Linked DNA regions of Homo sapiens: region 1 is linked to region 2. Evidence: chromatin loops called from intact Hi-C (ENCODE). Cell type or tissue: PC-3. All regions are shown on one strand. Each heading gives the region's core, and the rest is flanking DNA. Links, peaks and the distances in the headings are about the cores only.

Region 1 (2,500 bases), core at 1-2,500, 160 kb before region 2:
CATGATCTCGGCTCATTGCAAGCTCTGCCTCCCGGGTTCACGCCATTCTCCTGCCTCAGCCTCCCGAGTAGCTGGGACTACAGGCGCCCGCCACCACGCCCGGCTAATTTTTTTTTTTTTTTTTTTTTGTATTTTTAGTAGAGACAGGATTTCACCATGTTAACCAGGATGTTCTTGATCTCCTGACCTCGTGATCCGCCCACCTCAGCCTCCCAAAGTGCTGGGATTACAGGCGTGAGCCACCACGCCCGGCCCCATTTTTTCTTTAATAGTGAGATTTAGAAACCCATCCTCTCTCTCTCTCCCTCTCAAACATAAAAAACAACCTAAGTTGTTTCACAGACACATTCTTGTAAGCTTTCTAGGAAATAATTTTCTATATCCAACTGTTTTGTAACATACCCATATACATATAGAAAGCTATCCAGTTCATTTTATTTCAATCTCAAATTTGATAAAGTACCAAAAAGTAGTAATACAGACCTAGTTCAGTCATGAATATGGATGGGAAAAGTCAATATAAAATTCTAGCAAATCAGATTCAGCAGGATATTAAAAGAACATTTCATAACATAAGTTATACATTGAATTTAAAAAGTAGGTGAATATTAGATTAAAAATGAAAAACCACATGGTGATCTTAATGCCACAAAAGAGTTTGATAAAACTCAATATTCATTCTTTATAAAAGTATTTAATGGTTTGGATGAAGACTTCTTCAGTTAAAGAAAAACAAAGAAGAATTTCTGTCCAAACCAATATCCCAGTATCTTGCTATATAATGAAATGATAGAGTCATTTCTATGAAAATAGGATAAAATAAAGAGGCTTGCGGATACAGCCTTTTTTTTTTTTTTCCAAGTTCTAGACAATGCAATAAAACATAACAGAAATTAGAAGCAGGGCTTTTGGAAAAAAGGAGATACAGTTCCCATTTATTTGCAGGCCGATTGGTTATATCTAGAAACCAAAGAGAAAATTAAAAACTTTTGGAATTAGTAAGAATAGGTATGAATTAATATGAGAGTTGAGTTGGATACACATGTTTTTGAGCTGATTCATGCAAAGGCTTTCCAAGCTCCTTTGTGTTTTACTAGGTTGTGTTTGCTTAAAGTTGGCTCGCTAGTACGCAGTCATGAGTCAGGGGAAGAGAAGGAGCCTGACTGGCTCCTATATTGTTCTGAGTCATATTTCTTTTTTTCAGTGGAATTAAACCAACATGATTGTTGAAAGAGATCAAAATTTGGCAGGTTTTCATTTGCTTGATATCTGTAAACAGACTTTTCTTTCAGGAAAGGAATTTGGAGGAGGGCAGAGCCATCATTATCTCTTTTTTACAAATCTACAATTTCCCATTTGACCCTTACAATTAATCTGAAAGTCAATTTGTGTTTGAGATTATACGACAGTAACAGGTTGATAAGCAGACATTTCTATGTCTTATTCGATAAGAAATACTGAATTAAGTTGGAGAATGGAGGTCATGTGCTGCCCCGTACATTTCTCATCTTGTCCTCAGCAAGGACTATATGGTAATTTTCATAGATTTTGTCAATTAAATGACCGATATTTGAGTACCTTTTAAGTGCTAGTTCCTGTTCTTGGTGGTAGGATTGCAGTGGTGAAGAAGATATATTCTGTTCTTAAGAGGATTACATTGCAGAGGGGATAGATAGATAATAAGCTGTGTATAAATAAGATAAATTTAATTATAAATAATACTGATAAATATAGAGAAGATAAAATAGGTATTGACCAATTATGAATGGCATACTGTATGGCAAGAGCTTTTTAGATGGAGTCAAAGAAGTCTTTGCTGAAAAGGTGACATTTGAATTGAGTCATGAAGGATGAGGAAGAGGAAGCCATGAGGGCACCTGTTCTAAGAGCATTTCCCAGCATAAAGAACTATGTGGTGACAATAAATTCAGGGACAGAAAGGAGGCCAATGTGGCTGAAGAACAGTGAACTAAGTGGGAGAGTAAGAAGAGGTAATGCTGGAGAAGTAGCCAAAAACCAGGTCACGTAGGAACTTGTGGGCCATAAGAAGGAGTTTGGATTTTTGGAAATGTGTTGGAAAACCTTTAGATTGTTTGTTTGTTTTTCAAAGTGAGATGTTTATGATCTGTGTGGAAGACAGACAAGAAGAAAACAAAAGTGGAAGTAGAAAGACCAGGTAGGACATCGTTGCTTGTGCTGGTGGCTTGGGTCCAGGTGGGTGCAATGGAGATTCAGGGCAGCAAGTAGAATTTGACTGATGGATTGGAGTGGTATGAAAGAAAGAGTCAAGGATGGCCCTAATTTTTTGATCTGAATAATAAAGTGTATAATGAATGCTGTTTGCTGAAATGGGCAACTCTTGAGATTGGAAGTGAAGCTATGAGTTGAGAGCACTTTCTCTGTTTTGGCTGTGTTAACTCTCAGTATCCCCCGGAAGTCATTATTATCATTTGCCATCTGAATCCATTATACCCTGTTTACTTTCAATTTTTATGTTTTT
Region 2 (5,212 bases), core at 1,515-4,014:
AAACTTGCTAATGGTATCAGTGGTAAAGGTGTAAAATTAATAAAGTAACCCAGAAGATAAATGGCTGCATTTGTTTGCCCTCCTAAAGAAAGGACTGTTAATCTCTTAGTTGCTAATTACCTTGAGTGCTAACTAAAATGCTAAATCAACTTTCAAGTTAAGATTAAAATATATTTATGTTGATCTTTTATCCTTACTATTAGTACATCCCTTTTAGTGAATTTTTCAGATATCAAATGGACTATTTCAGCTATTTCTATAGTCCTTAATTTCTCCAAACTTCTCTAAAGACAAAACATAAATCTAATTGTGGTACAGTTGTAGAATTCCTCCTTACTCAGCTCTATTCAGTTCCCATGCTATTTCAAGAAAATTTCTATTAAAGAAAAAAATATTTTTCATGGAAGATCCATAACTGTTATAGTGCAGTTTTACAGATATATTCAAAAAAATTACTCTTATCCATGAAACAGTTGTTTGGCGATAAAATATTATATCTATTTGATAGATTTGCTTCATAGCTAAGGAGGATTAAAGTGAACTAAAGTACATCTCAGTTCTTTTTAATGTTTTGTTCTCTTCTCACATATTTCAACTATTTTAGTATTTCATTTGTTCTCATCTTTCCCACCTGAGACATTTCAACCAGGTCCTTCAAAGGAAAAACACAAAAACTCATCAAACTTTGAAACCACCAATCAATATATATGCAGAAAAGTATGGTGGAGAAATGGGGTAGGGGTAATTCAGACATTTTCACCAGGAGGCTAGTCATCTGTTCTTTTCTTATATTCTGAATGCAGAATAATAATTTTTCTTAGAGTAAAACAGTATAGCTTGTCAAGTTTATTATAATGGAATTTTTACTTACAAAGTTGGTATGTCATAACTGAGGCTAAATGATATAAAACTAATAAGTCTTGTGATGCTTTCTAAACCTGTTTGCTGTCCAGCGTACTTTTTGTGTGTGTGTCTTTCAGCAGAGCAGAAGCATTCTTAAGAGAAATTGAAAATAAAAGCGTGGGACATCATAGTGCACAACAGTGGACTTTTAAAAAAATTCTTTTTTGCTCAACTGCTATATAAAATGGATAGGACTAGAACCACCTGCTAGGAACATTCTTCCCAACTTATCCATGTTTTACTAATAAGATGGTTCTTCAGAAACCTTAACTTTACAAGGAATGCAGACAAAGTGGGAGGGAAAAGATTCACATTCACATTGAAAAGCTCATGTCAGTTCATGTTGAAAAGGCTAGAGATTTGTTTTAACTTTCAGAAATTCAACTACCTTCAGTATTTCTGGTTATATTTTATTGGTCACTTACTGAGAATTAGTAATATATAAAAATGCTATGTAAGGTATTTATTTGTTATCATTCACAAATACAGATTACACAAAGCACTGTGGTAGTTAGATTAGTGTTCCTTCAGATACTCAGATCTTGTTCACCAAGAGAAAGCAGGTACTTTTGTAGGTTTTAAGCAAATCTAGATTGCTCACTTGAAATGACAAAAGTCCAAGGCTAGGGTTTCCTTTGAGGAGAAGTGGGTCTGAACATAACATCAAAAATGACTATGTATAATAGTAAAAAATTGAACAGATACCTGCTTCTTCTATTGGACTACAAGGGTAAATATGTCTTGTGTCAGCATGATCAAGGTTTTTAAATGAAAGAAGTACACAGTAATTTTTATTAGCATTTTTATGGCTTGTGGTTCATATGAACACCTTTTTGTTTAATGCCATCTTCTGTTCTGGGCTTCTGATTGCTTGCTGAAATTCTCACTGGCTGGTGAAGAAGCCACTCAGACTTAAATTGTGTTTGTTCCTTGAAAGTGAGCCCTCAGCTTTCTGACACCCAAATATTAGTATAATGAAATAATAAATTCACTCACTGGTGAATTCTTTTCTGTCAGTTTTGAATCTGGCATTTCACTCAATTTTCTTTATTTACAGAGCTTCCTTATGGCTGGGAGAAAATAGAGGACCCTCAGTATGGGACATACTATGTTGAGTAAGTTTGTTACCTCAGTTAATATTCTCCCAAATATTTTCCTTTCAGCATATAGCTTTAGAGAATACTGGATACAGCACTTTATGCTTCTGTGATCCAGCTGTTGAGTTTTTCAACTAGGGGAATGAAAAGGTAGGGGCAGTGAGCATTTGCTTCATTGACCTTGGGCTTCCTGGAAGTTGGCTTTGAATTTCTAAATATAGAGAATAAGGGGGAAGTTGCCTAGACAATTAATAGCTAGAGATGGTATTGTTACTACTACAGCCTCTAAAGAGAAAGTCAGTTGATAGAAAACTGAAATGAGGGCAACAGACTAGATGAATTATCAAGGTCATTTCCAACACTACCACTGTATCCTTCTGAAAGCAGTGGAAGATCTTTAGGGCATTATAACATAATTATCTGAAGTTTTGAAGCATACACCTAAAGGTGTGCTCTCTTTTAAGGAGTTATTCAAGGAAAACTTAGTATTCTTTTTAGGGGTGAAAGTTGCTTCTTAGGCAGCTGCTATGGTTAAATTTAAACATAAATATATATTGGAGAGGAGTGCCAGACACCTGCCTATGTTAGCCAGAGAAATTAAGCTAATATCAATGTCTAATTTTGCCTTCTCTTTTCTTTATCTAATTGCTACAATGTTATGACCATTGGGATTGCTTTCTTTCCAGATGCTAAACACTGAATTTGACCTCAAGCGTCTAGCAGCAGGCAAATACTTCTATCAGAAACATTACTATTTACCTGGAGACTAGGAGTTAAACCTGCTGCCTAGGTAGCAAAGACAAAATGTTATTATTACCTGAAAAAGTAACAAACACAATCATCTTTAATTTTATAATTGTTTCTTAATGTTTCAACACTTATAGGCATAAACCAATGCCATTTCCTGGTAGTTATCCCTAAAGTAAGTATCTCTGACTCCTGTTGCAACTGTAGTCTTTATTCTATTGTGCAGGTTGTTACTTGAGTCACTGTGGTTAGAGGGATTTTTGGAATGACTTCTTAAAATTAAATGTGTCTCCTAAGGAAATGACTCAATTAGATTGACACTTAAGTATATAACTTTAGAATTTCAATATCTTGGTTCCTTTGAAAGCTATGCTAATTTTGTTTCCATTGTGTTACTTAATGTCTTACTGATACTGTGATGTAAAAAGTATACAGCAGCTCTTTTATTATTATTTTTTCCTAAGACTTATTTTGTTAAAGGAAGAAACAACCATTTTTCACATCAAAGGAGTATTTGGGGGCCGACTGAAAAGGTTTTGCAGGATTTTTTTCTTCCCCTCAAAGTTTAGTCTATTTAAATTGGGCTCTAATCAGCTATTTGCCATTGACACTGCTGAACATTTCTGAGATAATGATTCTCATTCTCTTTATTATCCATTCCAAGTGAATTTGAATACATGGTCAAAAGGTGAAAGTCATTTGCCTGTTATAAAACCTTGAGCTGAATGATCTGGTCCCCATTATGCAAAGATATAATATTAAAGCAACTTTAGGGCAAATCCTGAAGCGACCTGCTCCTAGTTGTCAGGGAGGTACATGAAATAGCCTGAATTAGAAGCAACAGCAGCAGCGACATGATTTTGTATGATTATTCCCAGAATGAGCTCATTTTACAGGAGGGTTTTGTATTAGACTAAGAAGGAGCAGACTGTACTCAAGATGCACATTAGTATGGAGTCAGCTGAGCTGTGGAGTGTGGCTTGATTCCCAGATTAGTTAGGTTTTGAATCTCGACCATAGTAATCTGCAGTGAGTTTACTGATGGAGATAAAAAGCTGTTACTTGAATGGCTACTCTTTGGCTCTCTTAGTTTGTCAAACCAGATGGCACGATGATTGCTCTTGGCAGGAGCCTTGTAGTAGTAACACCAACTGCAGTGGTAGTTTTTCTTTGTATTTATTTTAGAGGATGGGATTCTGAAATGGATGAAGTTATTTTTTAAAATAAAATTTTTCCAAAAATGTAATATGCTTATAATATGCATAAATATAAATATGCATAAGCTATAAATATGCTTATATATTTAGAAATGCGGTCTTGATTATATTGCATTACATGTCTTTTTAAAATTAACATATAATTATACACATTTTGGGGGTACGTAGTGATGTTTCAGTACACGTAATATATAGTGATTAGATCAGGGTGATAAGCATTAAATGTCTTGATGCACCTAGATGACAAAGTCAAAATATATACTTGCTTTCACAACTAAAACTTTTTTTTTTTTTTTTTTGAGACGGAGTTTTACTCTTGCCCAGGCTAGAGTGCAGCAGCACGATCTTGGCTCACTGCAACCTCCGCCTTCTGCCTCCCAGGTTCAAGTGATTCTCGTACCTCAGCCCCCCAGTAGCTGAGATTATAGGCATGCGCCACCACACCCACCTAATTTTGTATTTTTAGTAGAGATGGGGTTTCACCATGTTGGCCAGGCTGGTCTTAAACTCCTGACCTCAAGTGATCCACCCGCCTCGGCCTCCCAAAGTGCTGGGATCCCAGGCGTGAGCTACCATGCCCAGCCATCTAAAACTCTTTATGAAAGAATATTTTGTTGAGATAAATTTTTAAATCCAGATATTAGACATAAAATTTTAATACAGAAAATGTGTCAAATTGTGTACTAATATTTAATCATTCTTGTTTGCTTTGTTTCTTTCTGATAATCTGTAATATTCTCCTCTCTTATTTCCCACAGCTAGTTATTTGGAAAACAAAATTTGTTGTGTCTTAATAATAGTGTAGGTATAAGTAATTAAATGAAAAGGACAGTATTTTCACTTTTTTATTTTTTGATTTTTTTTGAGTGGCATTTTAGTCTAGATAGTCTAAGATAATGAAGACAATAACTTCCTTCAGTAAATCTTATATTCTTTTGTCAAATTTTTAGGAAAAGGATTACTCATTTGCATACGTCTACTCTCCTCTCCCACACATTACAAAGGGTATAAATACAAATTACTACTTTTTATGTTCTAATGCCTGGGTGGCAAAGTGAGTCATTCTAGCCAATGACTTTAAAGTGAAAGTGAGCCAAGGTTCTTTCTGAACAGGTTTATTCTTTTCTGAGTGTCAATTTTTAGTTGTTTTTCAAAAGAATATGTAAAATATCAGTACCTAAATAAATTTTTTAAAGTAGTTCCTAGGATTTTTATTTTCACAGAGTTAAACAGTTAACTCAGTGGACA

What was found. Peaks named below come from ENCODE experiments on the same cell type or tissue, not always from the same donor. Only the 100,000 strongest peaks of a DNase experiment are listed, where the experiment ranks them.
Region 1: a loop joins it to region 2, with 6 times the contacts of the local background. A loop is called at or near these places in 1 of 110 quality-filtered maps.

What each region holds. Positions count from the first base shown.
Region 1 is chr1:113,456,011-113,458,510 of GRCh38, forward strand. The region is part of intron 1 of MAGI3 (membrane associated guanylate kinase, WW and PDZ domain containing 3); the gene reads left to right. Among named protein-coding and RNA genes, the nearest start is that of MAGI3, 67 kb to the left of the region's middle. In PC-3, for the core only: no CTCF peak of the experiment used is centred there; a DNase peak (open chromatin) is centred at 1,141; H3K4me3 peaks cover 1,102 bases; H3K27ac peaks cover 2,205 bases.
Region 2 is chr1:113,612,641-113,617,852 of GRCh38, forward strand. It overlaps MAGI3 (membrane associated guanylate kinase, WW and PDZ domain containing 3), which reads left to right. Exons shown (of 21, transcript NM_001142782.2): 7 at 1,961-2,018. Among named protein-coding and RNA genes, the nearest start is that of PHTF1, 140 kb to the right of the region's middle. In PC-3, for the core only: no CTCF peak of the experiment used is centred there; a DNase peak (open chromatin) is centred at 2,991.